Regions from separate parts of the Homo sapiens genome. Here regions 1, 2, 3, 5 and 6 are each linked to region 4. A link is a loop called in an ENCODE intact Hi-C map of the cell type or tissue named here. Cell type or tissue: IMR-90. All regions are shown on one strand.

Region 1 (4,000 bases), 760 kb before region 4:
TGAATATTAATTAAATGCTAAATGAATAAATAAATGAATCCACAGGTCCATGTGTATCTTTACAGCAAGAATTCCAGCAGACTTCTGTAGACTTGTTACTGTGTTTTGTATTCATTGTCTTCTCATGTAAACACATTATATTACTCATTGTGGTTGTTACTTTGAATTTCTGATGATTCTCAATGCCCATGTTACACTGTAGTAAGTATTACTTCTCTTCACCAATATCTGATTCTTTTCTACTTCTGGGTACATGTGTGGATCACTATTCTCTATTTTATTGAAGTTAGGCGTGACTACATATCTTCCCTTAAAAGATGAAGTGTGGCTATATAAGCAGAACTGTGGATAAGCATTTATTGATGGTGTTCAACTCTCCACACTGCCTTTCATCTGCTTTCCTTGTTCACAGAAGCACATCGTAATACAGAGGTAAAATAAGATCCAAGCAACTTGGAGCATTAAACCAAAACAAGGAGGAGAGGTGTTCTGGAGAACTGCTTGAAACTGCAGTGGACTTTGCAACAGCAGCAAGTAAAGTGGTGTTCTGGCAGTGAGATTTGAGGATTGCTTGTTAAAGAAGTGTAACCTAACCTGTCTTAACTGATACACACGTGGAATACTGTGGAGATTCAGTTAAACTATTCAAGTGCATTTTATAATTATAGATTGTTTTCACCAATTAGGTCTGAAGACAACATTCCTTAAGAATTTGGACCTATGTTTGTTCACACATATATGTCTTAGCATTGTAACTCTATAAAGCAAGAATCCTGGAGACTTAGAAGGATGCGTACAGGTTGTGTGTCTCATGACTTTCTTCTACGACTGTAAAATTGGGATCTAGAAAGTGAGGAATGCCCTGCTCAATATCACATAGATGGCTAACTGTAGGGACATAAGTAGAGTCTAATGTTCTCATCTATATATTTAGTGTTATCTCGGTTACATTTAACTATATCTCATATTCATGATAATTCTTTCAACCACAAGCCATAGCACTGGAAATTTCCATCAGAATATTCAATATGGATTGAAGCTAAACACTAAACTTAAATGTTTGTTAAAAGTTATACTAGAAGAGGAGACAAGATTAGCACTTAATACTCATTCAAGTTAATAGAACCAGCCAGCAACAGTAATTCATAGAGCTCAAGGAATGAAATAAGAATTAGAGGCATTTGGTAGAGAGAAAGCTTGATAATCATAATGAGGTGCAGAAAATAGAAAGAATTGATCTCCAAGGGAGCCCCCTGGAGAAGTGCCAGCAGCTGAGGACCTTGGGGCCTACAGAGTGCAGTCCACTGGGCAGAAAGTCATGCAGAAATAGGGTCAGGGAGGGGCAGAACATGCAATCAAAAGGCTAAGTATGGTAGTTAATTCCAAGTTTTGATAAAAATTAAATCACTTATTGGTTAAATAAATTCACTATAATTAATTATTACCCATTGGCATTAAATCACATATCTTTTTTGTTGTTGTTATATATTCTCTTAATTGGATTTCCTTTGGGCACATGTATCCCTCTTTCCAAACTGCATTAGGCAATACTTCTATTACAGATGCTTTCAGCAGTTGGCAGGAGGCAAGAGGTAGGATTTCTAAAAGACCTATGATTTCATTCTGTTTTTCTGTAAGCTAAAAAAAACAAAACAAAACAAAACAACAACAACAAAATCCCGCACCTTGCCAACTAGTGTCCTTTTTGACACCAAGTTTAACTAATATTACATATCTGAAAACCACTAACAATTTTTCCCCAGCCTATTTTATATTTAGCCACAAATTCTTCACATATTTCTACTGGGATTAAAGAGTTATCAGCTATTGGGAAATCTTAGCATATAGCTCATTACAACGGAATATATTATTATAAAAATTTAGGAAACTATATTGTTTGTAGAAAATGTACAAAGATACATATTAGCATATATTCCTGCTCCAGCATTAATTCTAAAAACATTTGAGAAATAGAAAAATTTGCTATTTCATTTATGCCCCTGAAGGTGGCACTGATGATACTGAAACTTTATTGGTTTGTGCAATGTACCTGCAAGGGTTAATCTGTGAGATCTGGCCATTTCCTTTGATACCAGGGGGCACTGTCCTATTCTCAGGGTGTGATCTGCAGGAAGGGAGTGGAATTTGTAGAAACCGGTCTGATCTGGATTATCTGTCTCTCCATCTCACCAGCTCCCATAGTTTTAATTAAACTCAGTGTATAGTAATCTCTTATACTTAATAAAGCAGTTATTGCATTTCTTATTTCCTTCTAAACATTTATAAACTTCTATTCCAAGCTCGACTTTAGCATCAAAATGCTTTTGTAGGAATTTTGAGAAGAGACAGCAAAATATAGTGTCAAAGATATGAAAAGGAAGTCAACAGAAAAAAATGGCCCCTTTGACCTGAGCTGTGTGGCATTTTATTTAAACAATAGTGGGTTACTAGGAAATGTGGCCAATATTATATATGCTAGAAAATGACCAGAATAAATCACTGCCTTTCCACAGAAGTGTGGTACTCTGGTGTATTGAAGGGCTTTGTGCTCAGATGAGGTCAACAGGTGAAACTCGGCTTTTAGCATTGCCTTTGTAATTATGTGACCATTACTTTCCCTGACTCTCTATTTTTAGTCATAAAACGGGACTAATAATACCTAAATTAGTGAACATATGTGCAGAACCTAACAAATAGAATGTGTCCTCAATAACTTCTAATTAACCTCCTCATCCAATTCTGCCAATAACCGTTAATATTCCTTGAAATATCTTGCCAAGAACATTCCTATTTGTATGATCAATAATACTTGGAAAATATTAAAAATCTTGAATAAAATAAAGCTTAAAATCCCAGTAAAATTTAGACATTGGAAGGTGAATGTTTCTAAAAGTGCAATCATAACTGTTCAAATATTTCAAAATATAATTAATATAAACTTTAACAACCACAGAGACATTTGCTAAGAAATGAATCTGTAAGTCACCACAGAATGTTGACACTGCTTAGCACAGTCCTTGACACACAATAATTGCTTGTTTAATATGAAGTTTAGTTGCTAAGTAATCACTTATTGTGTTCAGCCCATTCAAGTGAAAAAAACTGATAGAGAAAGTAAGGAACTGACACAAATGTATCCAGCTTATTGGTGTTTGGGCTGAAACTAGCAGTAGATGTTAAGCTTTTTGGTTAGATGTCAACTATGAGCCCACGACTGCTGAGCACTCAATTATAAAAAGGAGAAGGGATTTCTTTCTTTCTCCAAAGTGCTAATGTGTAAAAATAAATATGCATTTTAAAAGTCAATCCTTGCTTAGTGTGCAAGATTTTGGATGGTATGCAAAAGTAGTGGAAAACACAATTAATTTCAGAGTATTAGTATTATGTGGTGAGAGAATACACAAATACTAGAAGATTTTTTAGGTTGGCAGACAGCATAAGCAAATGATGAATTGAGCATGGGTTGAATATGATTGGAGGTCATGCATTAGCTATGGAGAAATGTGAAGCATGCCCACCCCAGTATGTCTGGTTTTCTGTGTTTCTGAGAAAGGAGATCATACTGTTGGCATTGGAGGTACTGAACAGATGGAACAAAACCTCATAGGATCTCCTTTCTTTTCATAAGAAGCAACTATAATGGACAGGAGTGAACTCATATTGGATCTCATTAATAAACCATAGAATGTTGAAGCAACAGAGCCCAAGGATTATAGTACTATAGGGAGCAGTTATTAAGAATGGAGAGGTCTCTATGGTGTCCCACATGGAGTCTTCATAGTCAGCTGAGATGAGTGACTTCTCCAGAGAGTTTCAGTCTGTCACTGCCTTGTGCTTTTTCCCACTCCTACACGGGGCTATGTTTGCTCAGTGAAACCATGTTGTCCCTCTTTTAATCAGTTGTTTGTGAATGACAATGTGGAGTAAAAAGGACTTCTCCAAGCTGAGAGATACAAGGGATAGAAGAATCAACTCAATTTCTGCTTGACTTGATTTCTTT
Region 2 (4,000 bases), 770 kb before region 4:
CAGGTTTCACAGCAGTGGAGAGGAGGATGGAAACTAGGTATGTTTTAGTAGAAGAACTGAGTTAGCTTCATGACAGATCATATGAGGGTGGGTGGAGAGTCAGGGATGATGAATGAGAAGAATTGAGGGTTGTTCCTAGGTCCTGGCTTTAGAAAACTTGTGGATAGTGGTGCCGTTTATGAAGGTGAGAAGGAATTGGCTTTAAGGAAGAAATCAAGGCTTCTATTTGGGCTACCCTAAGTTTGAGATACCTATTATATATCTATATAGAGATGTGAAGAAGGAAATGCATGAATATATGAGCCTGGAGATGTGTGGAAAGACTGAGACAGTAGTAGTAGGGCATATGTTACTGAATGAGTGGTCCTAGTGAGACGATGTAGATGCAGGAGAATTGACCAAATTTTCAAGGTTGAAGAGGAAAAAAAAAAGAAACTGAGAAGACAAAGTCATGTCAGAGAAAACACAAATTATTAATAGGGAGACACAGGCACAGAGCTTTTGATATTTTTTTTTAATGGTTACTTACCCAATATATTTGTCTTTTGGTTTGTGCTACTGGCATCTCAGTCTGAACTATCTGCTATATAGCATTTTTAAGTTAAACAAGTAACATTTTCACTGTTCTGCGCTGAATTGTGTCCCAGCAAAATGCATGTTGAAGTCCTAACCCTCAAAACTACAGAGTGTGAATGTATTTGGAGATAATGTCTTTAAAGAGGTGATAAATAAAATGAGCTTATTCAGTTGGGCCCTAATCCAATCTGACTGGGATCTTTATAGGAAGAGGAGGTTAGAACACATACATGTGTGCACACAGAGGAAAGACCAGTGAGAAGGTGGCCAAGAACAAAACAAGAAGAGATGACTCAGAAGAAACAAGCCAGCTGATACAGTTTTGGCTTCCATCCTCCAAAACTGACAGAACACATTTCTGTTGTTTAAGCTACACTGTTAGCAGTATTTGTTATGGCAGCATTAGCACCATTGAAAAATTGTTGCATTTTATTAGTTCTGATAGAAACTTTGCTAGAGTAAAAGAGTCTCAAAATAACAGACTCATACTTAAGAATCAGAGTGTAAGTCCAGGGCTAGTGTGGTCACTCTGTGGTGTCAGGGACCCAAGTTCATTCTAAGAATTTGCTTTGAAATGCTTGGGGATTGTTTTCCTTCATGTGACCCCAAATAGATTACCTCCATGTCTACATTTCAGGAGGGAGAAAGAGCACAATCAGCCCTTTAAGGAATGACCTGAAAACTGTGCACATCTCTTGTCCTTACAAACCATAGGTCAGGAATTAGTCACATAGGCATGCCAGCTGAGACCAACTAAAAGGTGGGGATTCTAAAACCAGAGAGGAAGGAAAAATTGATTTCCAAAACAGTTTTATATATACTAGGCACTAAAAAATGAATTTAATCTATCAGTTTGATTTTATTTTATCACCAAAATCATTTCTAATTATTCTTATAAAACTTTAGAAAGTTTATATGTCCTAAAATTATTCATCCTATATAGTTTAAAGAATTGTATTCTACGTTTTTATTTCTCTATTTAACCAGTTATGATATAGTGGAAAGCAAAATAAGACTATACCACTATTTCCTAATTTTCTCACTTGTAAAATTAAAAGATTTAGTTAGATAACTAAAGATATTCCCTCAAGATAAAATTTCTATGAAGGTATATCATATAACACATATATTCCATATTTTAAAAAAATAATTTAAAAATAAAATATGTGAATGTAATTGTCATGTATAATAAATGTTATGGTAATTATTTATTTATAAATAAATATTCACCCAGTTCTTAAACAGCTCTTTACTATTAAACAAAACAAAACAAAAAAAAACTTTTCCGGTCTGTTTATACATATTTAGCCACAAGGTGGCAACAGTAGAGACATTTCCCTTTTATTTCTCTTATGCTAAAAAAACACCATGTTTAGAGTAATGTCACCAGGTAGGTACTGTTTCTTCCTCCCTCAGTTTCACATGTGCATACTCACCCTGATAAAGCAAGAGGGGCAGGAGTTTTGCTTTGTGTGCATCTAATTTTAGTAGGAAAAGGAAATACAACCTATTAAGTTTTGGTAATTGAGTACAAAAATTAAAATATCTAAAAACTGCAAATACCTGCAAAATTTATAATTTTAGTATAAAAAGGAAATAAAACCTACTAAATTTTGATAATTGAGTGCAAAAATTAGAATATCTCAAAACTGGAAATATCTGCAAAATATATAAGAGGATGTTCATGCAGTCATAGAAAACCCAAAAGCAAAAATTTCAAATTCCCCATATATACCATACTTACGCTTAACCTATAGTAGCTTAGCAGCCTGAAAAAGCTTCTCTACTCCTTCCAAGTATAGTAATTTTCTAATCAGCAATACATTCAATTACTACCTAGTCTGTATTGGAATAGTAATTTTTATAATGTAGACACAGCATTTATTACTTATCATAATGTATATTTCATAGAATAAAGTAGCAAAATATCTACTCTTTTCCAAAATTTAAAACTGTATTCTAATTAAATCTAAGGTGCAAATAAACAAACAAATATTATTTTCTATAATCAAAGACAACTTAGTCATTTGAGAATGTGAAGATATATAAATCAACTGTAGAATTTTATCTTAAAGTTTACACTATAAAGACATACAATGATATCTGTCAATTGAAAAAGAAAAAGTTTGCATGCTGTAAATGCAGATAAAAATCAAAGCACACTGACATAATTAGGAATCACATGTAATCTAAGTTTGGGGAAGCTGGTTTTTCTGTTATTGGAATTGCTCTTCATTGAGAATGACCAAAAATGTAGTCACCGAAACTGCTTCCTTCCCCTCCCAGAGGCATGCACCCTGCCCATAGTCAGAGGCCCTTCTCTCAGCTTCCTATTTCCCCAGATGGCCAATGTGGTCCTGGGCTTGTGATTACTCAGTAAATCTTAATGTGGGCAAATATGCTCTCTTTCTGTGGTGCTCCGCTCTGGCCTGGGATTGTTGGGCTCTGGGCTGCAGCTGCTACCCTGCTGTGTCTGGTAAACGTGGTCACCTGGGAACTGTGCTACCTGCCAGGCAGCTTGGTGCATCCTGCAGATGCCTCAGGTTTGCTCTGCCATTGGTATTACAGACAAGAACATCCACATTCCTACTTCCCCACCTTGGCTGATACAGGACTTTTCTTCCTCCATCTCCCTTCCATGTGCTTTTTCTCACTTCTTATTTAAGGAGCTGCCAGAATCCTTGAGAAAGTATCTTGTCTTTCTCTACCTCAGATTCTGAAAGTCAAATGTTCATCTTGTGGTCGTGGTGTTCAGTACGAGAGTGAATAGTCATAAGTTAATTCCCTTTGACACACTTGAAGAAAGCATTTGTTTTAGCAGGCTTAGGCCACACTTATTTCTCTGATTTCACCTCCCTAATTCATCGTATTTTGGGGTGAAAATATAGTACCTGACCAGGCTCAGGATGCTTCTCCTTAGAAACTTGTATACAAATCCAAAATACCCAATTCTCCCCTTTTTTTGAGACCTTATTCTTTAGTTCCCTAATGACTATCATTTGCCTAATCCAAATACAACTGCTTCCCATTTCCGCTGTCCCATTCCATCCACCAAGGACTCCCTATTTCCGCTCCACCCCAACTTTAATGCAAAACTTAGCTCTCACTCTCCTTCACAAGAAATCCAAGCACACTAGATATATTGCATTAGTTATCTGTTTTTATATTAAAGACACACACACACACACACCCACACACGTACACGTACTGGCTTTGTCCTGTATCGACTATTCGAAGCTGAAACTCTCTTCCCCATTTGTTACTGAGCTAGTCTTAGTCACAAGAGGCATTTACATGAGACTGGGAAGGGGATGTGAAGCAGCAGCTATGATTGTGCTTGGGAGGTCAATGTACGGTTACATGCTGCTGCAGCTCCTCTGTTGTTGTGGATCCACCAGCTCTTCCTGCAACTTCCTCCAGATGT
Region 3 (4,000 bases), 160 kb before region 4:
ATTTGAAGAACAAAATTTTCAATTCTAGTGATTAGACATAAAATCAGCAATAAAATAAGCCCATTTAATCACAATAAGGATATAATTATAAAGAAGAGTAGTGATTGAAATATGAAAATATATTTTAAAAAGAAATAAAGTTAATTAAAAAACGAGATGGAGAAAACAGTAACTGCAAAAACTCCTGGCAAATATGATTAAATAGAGTCAATCTATCCAGCTTCGTAGAACCTACATTGTAAGTGAAGTAAAATAAAATATCTAGTAAATAAGCCCTTGATTTAACTGTTCTTTGTATTCAAACCACAGCCTTTGCCCTTGGCAGGGCATGAGGTGAGACAGAAGAGCAAGTTCATTGCCTCTGTTTCTAACCAATTTTGTGTAAAGTTCACTGGACGTTATTTTACAAGTGACTGTATTGATAGATGCTTGCTTTTTAAATTCTTTCTACAGGTATTTCAGAAGGCAGTCTAACTAAGTGGAGATATAAACTCCCTGTTTCATACTCCATTTGGTTTCCAACACCTGCTCTCAGAAAAGAAGCTGATATTAACCATAGTGTTAAAAAATTTTATTCTACTCAAGGATAGCTCATGCAAAATTTGACTTCTATCAGTGGCATAAAAGGTTCAGATATAGTGAGGTTCAGGACAAGGCGGGGAGGTGTGCCTCACTCAAGGGAAATTATAATATACATGCAGACACTGGTTTATCTGGGCTAAGCCCAGAGTCACTGCCTCCTTCCCTAAAATGTGTCTCCAGGCACTCTCCACAAACTCAAAGACTATGGCCTTAAACTTGTCATGGTCTATCTCATCAGTTAAGAGTCTAATTAGTATTTGGCCTTTCTAAAGTCTATTAGGCAATTCTCTTAGAACACTCTTACACAAAGTCATTTTTGTTCTAGTTATCATCGGTTTTTGTTTCCGTTAACATCTTAGGAAGACCTTATGCTCATAACATTCCAGGAAATACTTTATGCCTCCCAGCAAAATTTGTTCTTTTATGGTTATTGAAGGACCTCTTAGCAAAGAAAATAAAGTAGATGACTAAGTGCAAAACATTCATTAAAGTGTTCTTCAAACATGTTTTGTATGAAAAAAATGATTTGGCTATAGAGAATGATTGGTATGTCAAGAATTTCATTTCAGGCAACAATTTTGTTATTAGAACAAGCTTCAGTTGTCTACACGTTGGTTTTGTTCAGAAGATGTAAAGCAAGATAAATAGAAAAGAGAACTTCGAATGCTGTTATCTGCCATGCAGGTCTTCCTTTGTAAGTACAGATAACAACAGTGCTAATATTTTTTTTCATTTCCTTGGGTGCTAAATCTCCTTCTCACTGCCCACGATGCCCTTTACACCGTAGCCACTGCTCCAGCAGCTCCAGAGACCTGAACAAATAATCAAGCCATTTGTCTCTTGGGAGGAAAAAATATACTCTTATCTTTAAACTCAGTTTCTTGCATGTCTTGCAAGGAATGACTGAAGTCTAAAGTGTTTCTTATAGTCCAGGATGCCTCAAGAATGAGTCATTTAAAATAGAGGCATTTTATCCTGCAGCCAGTTCTCTAGATAGGTGATTGCTTAAGAAACAATAGAAGGGGGAATGTTGGGAGTAGCTAAGTTCACATGTGTGCAGCAATACACTGCTGTCCCTAAGTGAAGACCCAGAGCTGGATTTCATGTGATGCTCCTGCAGCCCCACAAGATAAATGTAACTTCTGCATGCAGATTACAGTTTTACAGGCATGTATATGTATTCCATCAACAACTCTGGAATTTTCACAAGTGAAGCATTTCTTGCTCTCCTTACATAATTGCCAAGTATCATTTAAAAATACATCCCAGCATTTGAAATACAGAATTTCCATGACAGAAGAGACAGGTCATCATGGTTAAATGATATGATAAAAAGTGTCCCAATTCAAAAGTGAGAAAACCTGAATGTTAATTATAACCTTCTTAGGGTCTCCCATCTACAAAGAAGAGATAGCATCTGCACACCATGGGTGTTATAAAAATATAAGGAGTGGGTATAGGAAAGGGCACTTTGAAAAACATGGACTGTTATAAAAGCAGTGACACCCAAACTTCAGTGTGCATCAAGATTTGTTAAAACATAGATTTCTGGGTTCTAGTCCCAGGATTTCTGACTCAGTGGGTGTGGGTTAGGGCTGAAAATGTGCATTTCTAAAGTACCAGGTGATGCAGATGTTGCAGGTCTGGGTAGCACACTTTGAAAATAACTGATATAAATCAATTGCTTTCAAGCTACATTCAACAAAGCCTGAGAACCCTAGGGGGTATCTAGAGGGTCTCACATAAGGGTCAGCCAAGAAATGTTTCAATGGGCAAGGCTGGAGTCTCCTGGTTCAGCGTTTCACTCTCAGCCTGGACCCCCACGAATCTCTGCTTCAAACACAGTAGCTAGTCATGCTTTTTTTTTATATTTGCCATTATTGGGGCTATAGGTAATACTCTATTTAAAAGAAGTGTTAAAATAATGGATTTGAAAAAAGTTTATCAAAGTGATAACACAATGAACTGTACATCTTTTATATCTTATCAAAATTGTAATGGTGTTTATAAATTATCTGAGTAATTTGATCAAACAGAATACCCGAATTAAATATTATGACCTCAAAATCTGAAAGTTTTGAGTTTGCCTCATTTATCTTTCTTTCCCTAAGTATTTAGGACATTCTAAATTGTTTTAAGTAGGGATGTTGAGGCACTTCTGCAGAAATGGCTATTTCCATATTTGGGGCAAGAAATGTACAAGACAAGCCTGGGAAATCTTAGTTTACCAGGAAGAAGAGTTTTCAAATGACTAGTCAGAGTCATGACATGCAACCTAGGAACCAACATGAAGGGCCTGCTACTAGTAATGTTGGACTAATTTTGTTATTAAAATAATATTGATTGCAATTGATTAAAATAAATCATATATAAAATTACTGTATTGTTAAATTATTTTTTAAAAGTCCCTATTGGACAGCATTGCTGACTACTAGTGCACCAATTCATTAACATTAACATTGAAAAATAAAGGAAAATGTTCAAGCATTTATTCTATAATTACTAAATGGCTTGATTTTCAGAATAACCAATAGAAAGTGAGGAAAAATTGTTCTTTATAGAAAAGGTTCAGCTTAAAAAATGCAAGAAGCATGATAGAATTAGAAAATCACCCAAAGTAAGCTAATGGCCCCAAGACATAATTATTAAATGGATTCTAAAGGTATTAAGTGAAATGTTAATGAGAAACTTTGTGGTATAAATTAGGTTAACCCCACCTGTACCCACTGATCAACTTCAGCATTCACTAAAAACACAAGAACAAGACATTGTGTTTCAAGATATCCTTCAAGGGGAAGTTGAAAGCATCCACCCATATGGGACGTATTTTTGCCAAATAATGTGTCTGAATCTAATCACTCCTCCACATCTAACTACAAGTTCACGGAGAATAGAAGAAAAATTAATTACATCAAAGGAAATGCTCATCCAAACGTGGAAATTGAAGCATTCCATTGAATAAGAGAACTGGTTTCTCCAACATAGCAATGGCATCAAAAGTAGGGTGTGGGCTGCACATTTGGAGTTGAAACAGAAACAAATCACAACAATGAGAACTTAATTTGATTCTAATTTGACAAACAATTATCTATAATCATATGTTTGTGGAAAATTGGAAATATTTTAATATAGACAAGATGTTGGGTATTAGTAATGGAATATTATTAATATATGTGATGATGGCATAGGAATTATATATACTCTTAGAAACCATTACGGGCCCCAAAGAGCGGAGTTGTTAAATTTTTTTAATTGACAGATGAAATTGTATGCATTTATTGTGTCCAATAGGATGTTTTGAAGTATAGGTACATTGTGGAATAGTTAATTCTAGGTAATTAGCAAATGTATTGCCTCACATAGGTATTACTTTTGTAATGAGAAAACTTACATTCATTCTCTTTGCATTTTTTAAGAA
Region 4 (4,000 bases):
CCTAGGGAGAAGTTTTAAAATAAGAATATGAGACCCTACTGTAAATAATGTAATGTAATTCATCTCATACAGGGTCTGAGCAAGTTTTTTTTAAAATCTCCCCTGATAAATCAAATGTGACACCAAGGTTGAAAACAATTACATTATCTTACTTAATTCTTAACTTCAAACATCAAGGTGTGCATTATTACATCACAGAGGAACTTGCTCATGATAGCAAAACCTAGATTTAAAGTTGGGTCTGTCTGACTTCAAAGATTTTCTCTTGCGTTTTATACCCATCAATATGTTGGAGGGTTTTAGACCAGTAGCTACTTCCCAACTTCCCATTGTGTGATTACCCCAACATGCAGCATTGTATGGGAAAGCCTAGAGGGGCAGGGCAGAAGAGTGAACATCAAGAACCTTAAGGCTAGGCAAGACTGGGATGGAAAGATGAAGAGTGGTGAAACTGTTTCTCCAGAAAATCAGATCAGCCCCTCTCCTGAGCCAATTGCGATTATAAATGAGCAAATGGACTGATGAACCACAGGGGGATCTGCATGTCAACAGACTCTGTCACAAACTGAATTAAGCAAATGGGCTTAGAAGAGACATGCAAGAGTGTTTACAATAGTACTGTGGGCACAGCTCTCAGGCCAAGGAACCTAACCTTTGTGGACTGCTCTATCACTACTGTCCCATCACCACATATGGTCACCATACTTGTAAGCAGGAGATATCCTGAAATCTGGTTCTCCCTACATAGGATGACCAGCCAGAGGCCGATGGGTGGAATGTTCCCACAGAGTCAGAGAGGATGTGAGTCATGCCTTCTTACATCATTTAAGCAAGGCTTGTGTAGATTTTTAAAGCATTTACCATAAATGGATCCCCTCATCACCATCTGTTCACTTTTGGTACAGGAAATATTATAAGACCATTCTTGTCATATGGATTTTCATTTAGTAGTTTTGAAAAGGATTTCTCTGATCTTTTGAGATATATACAAATAAGTAAAAAGAAGTGGACATTTTCTTTTACAAATTATACTCGGAATAGTGTTAAGTTACTCTCTTTGACAGATGGCTCAATTCCAGGGACTAGCTCTCCCTCAGGGAGCACTGAAAATCCTAGTATAATCCTAAGATATGAGTGTTGACTTTAAAATTCTGATTTAACTGACAGATGTATGAAATGGCACATAGAAAACTCCCCATTGGGGATAATGAAAATGCTAGAGTAACAGTTACGTTATAGGAGAATGGCAATGATATAATCTCACTCGTTTTCTCGTTTTATGTGATCCATTTTCTGATGCTGAAATTTATTTTTGTGAAACATAAGATTGTACTCACATTTCTATATGCCTGTTTTTAAAATGTCAAAATTACACAGACTTCAGGGTCTGTCTTTTGGGAAAAACTGACATATAAATAAACCTTACTTCTGTGCAAAAAAAACAAACAAAAAAAAAAAAAAACAGACATTTCTTTCAATCATAAATGGCAAGTGTTCTACCTTTGAACTATGGATATATCAACCTTAAATCAAAACAATTTTTGAAAAGAAAAACACAGTGATGAGAAAAATCATAATGGTTAAACATGTTTATGTAAATAATTAGCTCCTTTTATTTTGAAATAGGTACATTGTCTCCTAACTTCTGATTCGCTCAGTGCCACATTAATAAAAGGTCACAATGTTTTAAAATGCTAAGATTTTAGCATTATATCAGGACTAGAGATGAATTTAAAAAACTGAGTTTGCATATATGAAGAAAAACTTTAGGTTTGATTTGGAGACTCTCTGCCTGAATTTACAGCTCTGAAAAATCTGCTATTTCTAATCAGCGATAAACCTCCTCTCCCTTGACTCATGGAACTTTGTTTTCACTGAGTCTAGAGGCGTTAGTATCAGTTGCAAAATGTCCTGGAAGAGGGATTTAGAGATCCTGAATGGTCTGCGCCTGCTTCTGCTAAACATCTCAGAGACACTCTGCCCCCTGGTGGATTGTTCCAGGGTGGGTTTCGATTAACAGTGCAGACTTCCCTTCTCCCACCCTTTCTCTACCTCGAGTAGATGCCCCAGTTGAAAGCCTTTATCCCCACCAATTACACATTCCTTTGGTTCAACAATTCCCTTTTAGATAATGTGAAAACCCTTAATTACTTAATCAGCCCTTCACAGTTAAAACAAGAACCATAAACATCATTATTGGTTATCATGATTTGATACAGGTAAGAAAAAAGTAGAGAAGTGAAAAATGAGGTGCTGCAAATTAAAAATGTGGATGTGGCCAGGGACTTTGGATTCTAGAAAGACAGCCAGAAATCTCTAGACAAGGAAGAGGAAGAGGGTTTAAAAGTGAATAAAAGGACGCTATAAGAAATAATTAAACATTTGGCAATTTCTTCTTGGCCGATAGAGCCACCGCAAACCATCCTTCATGTTCCCTTTTGTTCTTTGGGGTGTATGTCACCTGCATAGGGGATTAGTTGTAAAAGGCTGTAAAGCTCAGTCGCTTCTAGTTTTTGCCAAGTTTTTCCCATTCAGGCTAGTTTGATCTTCTCCAGTCCAACTTCTCCCAAGTACCCCTGTTCTGTGCTACAGGCACTCTGCATCCACAAAGGAGACAATGGGAAATAATGGCTAAGAGGAAGTCCTGTCTGCTGAGAGCCAAAAAAGTGTCAGGCATCTCAATAAGTGCTTTACATGTATAGGTTCTAGGCCTTCACATCAACTTGTAAGTAGACAGTATTTGAGAAAAAGAACCACATATTTCTAACATACTTTATTTGCAATTCAAACCTAGGACTGACTACAAAAGCTACCTTTCTGCCTACTTCACTGGTCTTAAGATAGGTCAGTCTACTCCTCTTAAGTCTTCTTCTAACCCAGTTCCTCCTGTATTTTAAGCACCATACAGTCCTTGGAATCTCACTACCTAGCCTAGAGACTAAAGGTCCCCTCTAAAAACTAATCTGGAAAACTCTTGTGATAGTGGATCTAACCCTCTCTCTTTGCAGAATAGGAAAGCACAACCCATTTCTTTCCTTTCAAATTCTTCCTTCAGATATAAACTAAATCCCCCAAGTCATGGCAGCACATATCAGGCAGCCACAGTATCATTTACTATTAGTCATTCTCTCATGAAGGGTCAAACTCCTAAACACAACCCCAGAATCCAAGGAACCAATCTTTCCATAATAATAGAACTACTACCCGACGCTTTTTAGAACACAAAAGGACTTTTATTTATTTTCCTAAATTTCATTTCCAATGATACATTTCCTGAAAGATGGAATACCAAAGGCAATTTTCAGTCACAGCAACTCCATCAAATACACATAATCTGATATTTTACTGCTTCAGTGAATTATAATCTTCTCAGGGTTTCCTGGTTAAAGAAGACAAAACTAAGATAATAGAGAGGAAAAGTTAAGAATATTGTTCTTTAGAAAATTTGTTGAACTCAATAAACATTCATTCATGGGTGTAGTGTCCATTTTTAAAAGGAAACTCTAAAATTCCTAGAAACACAAGACAATACTGGTAATATTGAGTGAGTATACATTCATATATTTCTGTGAAAATTTGTGCAATTAAACAATATGGAAAATGTTGTTTATTACCACAGCCAATGAAAATATATTTCCATTGCTATGTAAGTTAAACATTTCCATCTCCCGCTTCATGTTCTGCAAAAAAGCCATGTGCCTAGTTTATGAAATAAACTATGCTATAGGCAACAGTAACTGAAAAGGAGCTTAACAGTCTTAACTACATACCCCTGGGATGAATACTACACTTTGCATAATCATGTGCAATGCTGAATGATGATTCTATATCTCTTATAACTATAAGGGTTTGCAAGCTTCTATTTCATACAATATGCCCCAAATCCAGGCAATACAGCCAAATAGTCAAGCAATAATTTAGGTGGTTAATCTACAAAATGGCAAACAACCCATTCGACTAAACTGATTGTGTTTTGTTAATGTGAGGACACCATCATTGC
Region 5 (4,000 bases), 600 kb before region 4:
GATTATTATTTGACACACATTATTGCCCCTCTCAATAATTCTTTGACACACAAAGAATAACCTTGACTGTAAGTTGCCTGCTTCTCTATCAAAATTGAAACTTTGAATGGAATAGTATTAATTACCCATCATATTTCCTTATTACTAGATTGTGAGTTCCTTGACGGTAAAGACAGTATCTTTTATTTCTGAAAGGCAAATAAGTAGGCACTCAAAATGTAACTAAAATTTAGATAGAGAAATTATTTTCTTAAAAGTTTATGATGTGGTCATTAAGAATGTCTAAATTAATCAAGATGCAGACAAGATTTTATAAGAATAGAGAAATATAATTCAAAGCAGAAAAAATTATTAACTACTTTTAAGAAAAAAATCAGATGAGAAGATAAATGCTCTGATGATATCTCCATTCCATCTTACATCTTTTCTATTTTTGAGGCTTCAATTCCTATCTTTCCTTCAAGAACCAGGTAAAATTAATCTGCTCCAAATATATACATAATCTCTTTGGTTCAACTGTCACTATGCTTTATCTAAACATACTAAGACCTTTTTTTCTTCTCATCTCAAAACTTAAGCATCTTGGTTTTATGGCTATAATTTTATTTATATTTATTTTTGTTTTACTTAAATTGCTTAAAACATAATACAAACTACGTATTTATGTGTTGAATACCTATATGAGTAAATGGATAAACATCATAATGTACTCTACTATTAATCAAAGCAAGCATAAGATAATAAAAGAGATTCTTATTAAATAAAAACGGAATGAACTACCTATTGTCATGGCAGCATTATTAAACTCTTTAGGAGACTGGTATAAAATGACCAGCTGGATTTTTCTTCACCCTAGAATTATTACCAAGGCCCAAAGCTGGAGACCAGAGGAAGTATTACAATTAGTAGGTTCTGAGAATTACTTGAGATTAGGGCCAGCCACCCCTTCAAAAAGAATTATTGAGAGGGTCCAGCTCAGAGAATAAATTCAACCATGTATGATATTCAAAATAGTTACTAACCAGTTTGGCACAACACTGACTAATTCAAATGGATGCCAGCTGTAAAAAACCAATGTGGCTCTAAAAGCTAATACTATTTTCACTTTTACCCTCTGATAATGTCAGAAGACCAGGAGAACAGCTCTGTAAAATTCAGTTCCTTCTCATCAGGGAGGTTGCTTTCACAAATGGAAGACTGGCAATGATATGCCCATTGACTTGGAAACATCGTGATCTTCTCTTGTGCTATTGGCGGAACATCAAAAAGAAAGGTAGACTGCCTGTAGAAATGGGACAGGTACTGTTCCTCCTTAATTTACAGATTACTAAGAGAAACAGGAGTTAGATTTTTCACCTTCTCATATGTCCAAGATCTGCCAAGGGTCTAGCAAGCTTGTCCAACCCGTGACCTGTGGGTCACATGCAGCCCAGGACGCCTTTGAATACAGCCCAACACAAAATCATAAACTTTCTTAAAACATTATGAGATTTTTTTTTTTTTTTGTAGCTCATCAGCTATCATTAATGTTAGTGTATTTTATGTGTAGCCCAAGACAATTCTTCTTCTTGCAATGTGGCCCACGGAAGCTAAAAAATTGGACACCTCTGGGTAGGGTAGGGTGGTGGAAGGGTGAAAGGGAGATGGAGAATACAGTATTACCAGTACTGCCACCATGTGGTTACAAATAGTCATACACACCAGAGGGTGCCAGCGGGATGTCATCCATTTGAGACTAAAGGAACACCTTGAGCTTAAACAAACTACACATAAATGAACCTCCTTTGCAGTAGGACAAGTTGGCCCTTCACCTGTCCAACTCAAATACCAGAAAAGTAATGCTAACTTTATCAGAGACCTCTACTTCCTACTGCTTCAACCCTCTTTTAGCCTTTCGGTGTTAATATCTTTACTATCTCCTATCTTTGCCCCCTCAGTTGACCTTTCTTTTCCCCCATCATTACATCCTGCATTTTAGCAGCCTAAGAAATGTTACCTTTTTATGCTCTTTTACACCTTATTCCCAGTAAAGGATCCTTTTTCTTGTTCCTTCCTCTCAGTGCCTCATTCTCTATTAATTCCTTATAGCACATCTCTTTTTTTACATTATATTAAATAAATAATTTCTTCCAGTTTGAAAGAGCTCCATAAATTCATAACTTCACAATCAGAACATGGGTTGAAGTTCAGCAACCCTCCTTTCTTCCTGAGAATCTTGCTACAGTAAAATCCCACACAACCATATGTGGCAGGAAAGTATAAAATGCTGTAAAAGAAGATAAAATGAAAAGTCATTAAAATAACCCTCATAAAAAACTTAAAACCCACAGAAATAGCATGCAATATGAAATTGCTATAGAATTTATGTATAGTTAAAAGAAACAAATAGGTTTTTCATCCAATCAACCATTTGGCAATCTGACCATTAGAATAATTGTTTTTTGGTGAACTGATTTCAGCAAATTAATTTCCATGGAATTGACCTTGAGCACTGCCCCAACTTCAGAGGATAAAGTTAGTAAAAGAGAAAAAAAAAGTGCATGGTAGAAGCTCATGTCTCTTTCACTCCATTCCAAGATGGTAAATGAATTTTGGGGAAGGAATGAAAGCATGTTAAATCAGACAAGGTAATGACGTTTAAAATGAGGGGGACCAACTCTCAGCAACTAAAATGAGTTTGTTAAAATACTGAAAGAGATGAAAAAGTCATGAAATATGTTGAGATGTCATTAAAGGAAACATTATTTAGCTGCGTCATGAGGCTCAGAGGGCTCAATTAAAAGCAATGATTGAAAAATGATTCAACCTTTTACTGTTGTATCCACAAAAGCTAAGATTTCTCTATCCTCAAAGAAATCATTTGGAAATGGAAGCAAATGTAATTTGACCAAGTTCAGTAGAGCAAAATGCAATGATTTGTAAGAAAAAAAAATTCATTCTTTTATTTACTAAATTTTCCTACCTTAATATGGTATCATATTTCATTGCAATTTGAGAATTGTTTAAATGTACTTATTAATTTAAGAGATTAAGAGATAGGCTGTTTCTACTTGTTATGCCTTAGAGGTGATGCAGAAAAATCCCTTTTTCCTTGTGCGTTCATTCTCTGCAAGGCCATTTCTCTGGTAGTTCTGCCAGAGTTTTTAAAAAGTGAGATAAAAAGTTATTGTTGGACTGCTTCCCCACTGCAGAGATACACAATGCTCAAGCTAATGTCAGTATTCACTGTTGTCATACATTTCTGCATTACTAAATATGCATAATTGTGGTGAGAGGATCATCTATGTATTTAGGTCTGTTTTTAATTGTGTTATAAAATTCAAGTGGGTGGGCATAGTGTCATTGTGAATTATCATCTAATATCTAACACACTAGCAAATGTATGTACTTACTTAGCTTTATGTTATCCAACTGCTGCCCCAGAATTTAAAATTTTTAAATGTTATGCTTTGTCCTCATTTCCTTAATACAAGTAATTTAGCCAAGAGAAAAGTTTTATAATTTGACTTTCTTTTGGAAACGTACCCAAGGCCAGGGGATCAGTTTTGGCTTAAAGGGTGTCTTTGTAGCTTTCCTGGGGAGTTTTTGTTGGTGTGTAGGAGAGGCAATGATTTTTGGGAGGAAACCTATAACTTTATCTTTGGTTTATTCTCTTCTCTTAATTGATCTTTTGCCACGCTTTCTCCATTAAAGGATTCTCCATCCTTGACATTGACTGCAAAGGACTGGAGAAAATGCATCCCTCTATTTGCCAGTTACAATCTTGATCCCTTTAGTAAATACTCACATACATATATTTCAAAGAAGTTTTAAGCATCTGTTTATTTTAGGTTTCCAGTAGTAAAATTAAAATGGCACTCTGTGAAGGATCTCAGATATGAAAGCCTACTATTGAATAATTACTCTAACCCTCAATCTGTAAATGATTGTACAGCTTCACTGGCTACACTATCATGATGTCTATACACAGATGATTTCTAGGCCAGGGGAGTGTCTTCCA
Region 6 (4,000 bases), 280 kb before region 4:
TGGCCAGAACTTCCAATACTATGTTAAATAGGAGTGGTGAGAGAGGGCGTACTTCTCTTATACTGGTTTTCAAGGAAAATATTTCCAGCTTTTGCACATTTAGTATGATGTTGGCTGTGTGTTTTTCATACATGCGTCTTATTATTTTGAGGTATGTTCTTTCAATACGAAGTTTATTCAGGGTTGTTAATATGAAGAGATGTTGACATTTGTTGAAAGACCTTTCTGCTTCTATTGAGATAATCATGTTGTTTTTGTCTTTGGTCCTGTTTATGTGATGAATTACATTTAATGATTTGTGTATGTTGAACCAAGTTTGCATCCAGGGATAAAGCCTACTTGACTGTGGTGGATAAACTTTTTGAGGCACTACTGGATTTGGCTAGCCTCACAAGCAGGAATGATTGTTCAGGGTATGGGAGGATCCACTGTTCTCTGCACAGTGTTAGTGCAGGGTTGGGGCACTGGTGGGGATGGGGCTGGCTGGCTCTGTGCTCACCAAGGCTTGCTCTGCAAAGGTGGCAAGCATGGAGAGAGGTGATGGACTGCACTCTCATTTGCTAGTGGTGCAAGTAAAGTAAAACGCACCCATGCAGACACATACCAGTCCCATTGCCATGGGCTCAGGGGATGCTGCAGTATAGGAAGAGAGCATGCAGGCTAGTGTGCGGCCATAGGGGTCACCTCACTGGAGCTCTCTACTGGTCAGGCACAGAAGCTATGGTGTGGGCCCGCAGGGCAACCAAGACTGCCCTGTAAGCAGATGTGGGCAGGCTGGGCCCCTGGGAGAGGCCAGCAGACCAACGGGTGCTCAGGTCCGACCAGCACCGTCTGATGTGCAAGACCATCCTGCAAAGATCACATCAAATAGTGCCCCTGGGGCTAAAGTCTCTTATGGGAGAAAGTTGAGCCTAGAAGAATGGCTGTCCCTGGCCATGCTCCACTACAGGTGCTCCAGCACCAACCCTCTGGGCTCCACATCAGCTGGTTGCTGCCCCACCCCACTTCTTTAAGCAACTCTCCCAGTCATCTCAAGTGTCTGTGGTGGTCAAGGGGTCCCTTCCTGGTGGGGTTTCAGAGCCCATGGTGAGAGTGGGTTGCTCCTTGCCAGTTCAACTCACCCATTGCCTCAGAGCTATTGTGGTTAAAAACGAATCCTGGTGCACAATAGCCCATGCGGGTTCCCAACTTTCTCTCCCTTCATCCCAGCTTCTGTGTCTTTCTTCCGTCCACTCTCCGAGTTTATTTTCACTGGGACAGGACTTTGTTTTCCTTGAGGATGTGACTATAATGTATGTTGATTATTTGGCTTTGCTTCTGTATGTTTTCATGGATTATTTGGCTTTGCTTCTGTATGTTTTCAATGGTGACGCACCGTATGAATTCCTTGGTTATAGATAGCCTTATTGTGGTGGCTCAAATGCTGGTTGTAGAAGTGGTACACTGTGCATGTGAGCAGTCTCACAGCCTCCTGTGAAGCTGAGGTGGCAGGATTTTTAAGAACTGTATGTTTTTCCCAAGTGCCATACAGTTGTGTCAGCAGATTATGTATTGGGTTGTTCAGGCCTACCTCTAGGCCAGTAGGTGACGCTAGCAGGCAAAAGCTGGATGTGGAAGTAACAGTAGGCCTTCTGCTTGATCTTTGTTTACCAGGAGTTCTCCAGTGTCTCAGGCAATGGGCAGGGCCATGGAATGTACCGTCACCCGGGCTCCATACTTAGCTCCAGAGTGGGGGAAATGAAGCTGGGCAGAGCTGGACTGGACAAGATGACACGTGAGTCCCCCAATGGCTGGTGCAAGCACCAGCTTCAGTGGGAGTCCAAGGGGCAGCCACCAAATGCCCAGAGATATGCCCAGGCAAGGAGTTGAGAAACCACTGATGCACCAAGTTCCCCGCACAGGAAGGGAGGGGTGGCCCACGCTTTCAATCCAGGCAAGTAGGATTGGGATCAGCCTCCCTCCCACTCCTCGGAATCAGCAGAGTTCAGTCTCTTTCCTAAGAGAGCAAGATGAGGTACCCTGCAATGTCACACATAGACTGGTCCCCAGGTACAAAGCTGTTGCTGTCTGCAATCTTGCCACCCAGGCAAAACTGTGGCTCCAGCAAAATCTCCTCCTGCTCTAGTCCCATGAGGGAGAGAGCCCAATTCCAGTGCCTGCAGCTGGAGTACATTCCACACTTGCCTCTCAGTTCTGCTGATGGGCGCCCTTCCCATACTCCAAACCAAGTGCTTCAATCTCCAGCCCAAGACTTAAATGTACTCAGTGGCCACTGCAGCCAGATTGCCAAATATTACCTGGCTTGGTATGTGCCTGGATAGAGAATGGCATCCTCCTGGGAAAATGCCTGAAGTCTTTTCTAGCGCCTTTCCTTTTCACAGTCACTCAGCCACTCCCCAAGTCAGATCCAGCACTTGGGAGGGACAAGGTGCTCTTCCATGGCCTGGTTGTATGGTTCCCCCATTGAAAGGTAGATCACAGAGGTACACTCTCTGTCCTTCTCCCATATTGGGGTTACACTCACAGTTCTCAGCCAAATGTGATCATAAAGGCTGCTTGCCCAACTTCTCTTTCCCGGAATCTGAAGTGTACTTCACTTTTCCAATGAATTCTCATTTTCCTTCTTGAATAAAAGATCACTGTGAAATTCCACACACTATTTTGCTATTTACAAGTAGATGAGGCATGCTAACAAAGCCTCTAATCCACCATCTTGGGGAAAAAAATAAGTTCAACCTTTAATCTCAATAGGTGTTGGATTTTTGTTCAAATATTTTTACATCCATTGATAAGAAAATGCGACTTTTCTTCCTTAGACTACTGATGTGGTGGGTGACATTGACTGATTTTCTAATATTAAACCATCCTTGTATGCCTGGACTAAATCCCACTTGGTCATGGTACATTAGTGTTTTAGTATGTTTTAATATATTCATGGGCATTATTTGCTAACATATTTTTGAGAATTTTTGCATCCATATTCATGATGGAAATAGGTTTGTATTTTCTTTTCTTTTTTATTATCTGTATAATTTTGATACAAGGCTAATCCTGACTTTATAACATGAGTTAGGACGTGTAATCTTCTCTTCTATTCTTTGGCACAGATTGTGCAGATTTGGTATTATTTCTCCACTAAGTGTTTGGTAGACTTTATAGTGGATATATCTGAGCCTAGAAATTTATTTTTCAGAAGGCTGTAACTACAAATTCAATTTCCCTAACAGTCATATAGCTATTCAGGTTTTCTAATCTATCTTGTGTAACAAATGAATCACATGCCTATGATTTCAATTGGCTATCCTGGAAACAATGGTGAAATATGGTTTGTTTACTTGCTTTTTCCTTGTATACTTTAGTAATTATTTGGCACTCTTGTATTGGTAAGTGCTATGGTTTGTGAGAGGATGCTTTGATCATTCAGTTCTTCATGGTACTAAAGGGATCACACAAAGATCTACAGGAAGAACATTTCAAGTAGAAGCTAGAGCTGTTGCAAATGCTCTGGCATATTAGAGGAACAACAACAATAAAAAAGATTAATGCCACTACAGCTTAGTGAATGACAGAGTAAATGACATGAGGAGAGGAAAGAGAGGTAGGACCTTCTATTTTAATTGTGATAAAAATTATTCTAAATCTTTTTTTTCTTTTTCAGATAGAGTCTCACTCCGTTGCCCAGGCTGGAGTGCAGTGACTCTATCTTGGCTCACTGCAACCTCCACCTCCCAGGTTCAGGTGATTCTCCTACCTCAGCCTCCAGAGTAGCTGGGATTACAGGCATGCAACATCATGCCTGGTTAATTTTGTATTTTTAGTAGAGACAGGATTTTTTCATGTTAGCCAGACTGGTCTGGAACTCCTGAACTCAGGTGATCTGCCCGCCTCGGCCTCCCAAAGTGCTGGGATTACAGGTGTGAGCCATGGTGCCCGGCCTCTCTAATTCTGACAGAAACCATTGGAGAGTTGTAAACAAGAAAAGTATATCACCTGATTTGTA

What was found. Hi-C counts contacts between places; a loop is a spot of excess contacts. Peaks named below come from ENCODE experiments on the same cell type or tissue, not always from the same donor. Only the 100,000 strongest peaks of a DNase experiment are listed, where the experiment ranks them.
Region 1: a loop joins it to region 4, with 9 times the contacts of the local background. A loop is called at or near these places in 43 of 110 quality-filtered maps.
Region 2: a loop joins it to region 4, with 11 times the contacts of the local background. A loop is called at or near these places in 44 of 110 quality-filtered maps.
Region 3: it touches region 4 in a loop (8-fold over the local background); 11 of 110 quality-filtered maps call a loop at or near these places.
Region 5: a loop joins it to region 4, with 2.7 times the contacts of the local background. A loop is called at or near these places in 10 of 110 quality-filtered maps.
Region 6: it touches region 4 in a loop (11-fold over the local background); 5 of 110 quality-filtered maps call a loop at or near these places.

Annotation. Positions count from the first base shown.
Region 1 is chr6:76,695,728-76,699,727 of GRCh38, forward strand. LOC105377861 (a long non-coding RNA gene) reads right to left here. Exons shown (of 4, transcript XR_942697.3): 4 at 1-4,000. Among named protein-coding and RNA genes, the nearest start is that of LINC02540, 100 kb to the left of the region's middle. In IMR-90, a CTCF peak has its summit at 2,017 (motif pointing right); no DNase peak of the experiment used is centred here.
Region 2 is chr6:76,681,125-76,685,124 of GRCh38, forward strand. No RefSeq gene overlaps it. Among named protein-coding and RNA genes, the nearest start is that of LINC02540, 90 kb to the left of the region's middle. In IMR-90, a CTCF peak has its summit at 1,886 (motif pointing right); no DNase peak of the experiment used is centred here.
Region 3 is chr6:77,291,910-77,295,909 of GRCh38, forward strand. The region is part of intron 1 of LOC101928570 (a long non-coding RNA gene); the gene reads right to left. Among named protein-coding and RNA genes, the nearest start is that of HTR1B, 170 kb to the right of the region's middle. In IMR-90, no CTCF peak of the experiment used is centred here; a DNase peak (open chromatin) is centred at 1,522; H3K27ac peaks cover 720 bases.
Region 4 is chr6:77,455,954-77,459,953 of GRCh38, forward strand. The region is part of intron 5 of LOC105377864; the gene reads left to right. Among named protein-coding and RNA genes, the nearest start is that of HTR1B, 5.5 kb to the right of the region's middle. In IMR-90, a CTCF peak has its summit at 1,985 (motif pointing left); DNase peaks (open chromatin) are centred at 768 and 1,978; H3K27ac peaks cover 1,179 bases.
Region 5 is chr6:76,859,931-76,863,930 of GRCh38, forward strand. The region is part of intron 2 of LOC105377862 (a long non-coding RNA gene); the gene reads left to right. Among named protein-coding and RNA genes, the nearest start is that of LINC02540, 270 kb to the left of the region's middle. In IMR-90, a CTCF peak has its summit at 1,692; no DNase peak of the experiment used is centred here.
Region 6 is chr6:77,172,057-77,176,056 of GRCh38, forward strand. All of the region lies in intron 6 of LOC101928570 (a long non-coding RNA gene), which reads right to left. Among named protein-coding and RNA genes, the nearest start is that of HTR1B, 290 kb to the right of the region's middle. RefSeq lists an enhancer at 1,856-2,356. In IMR-90, a CTCF peak has its summit at 1,586 (motif pointing right); no DNase peak of the experiment used is centred here.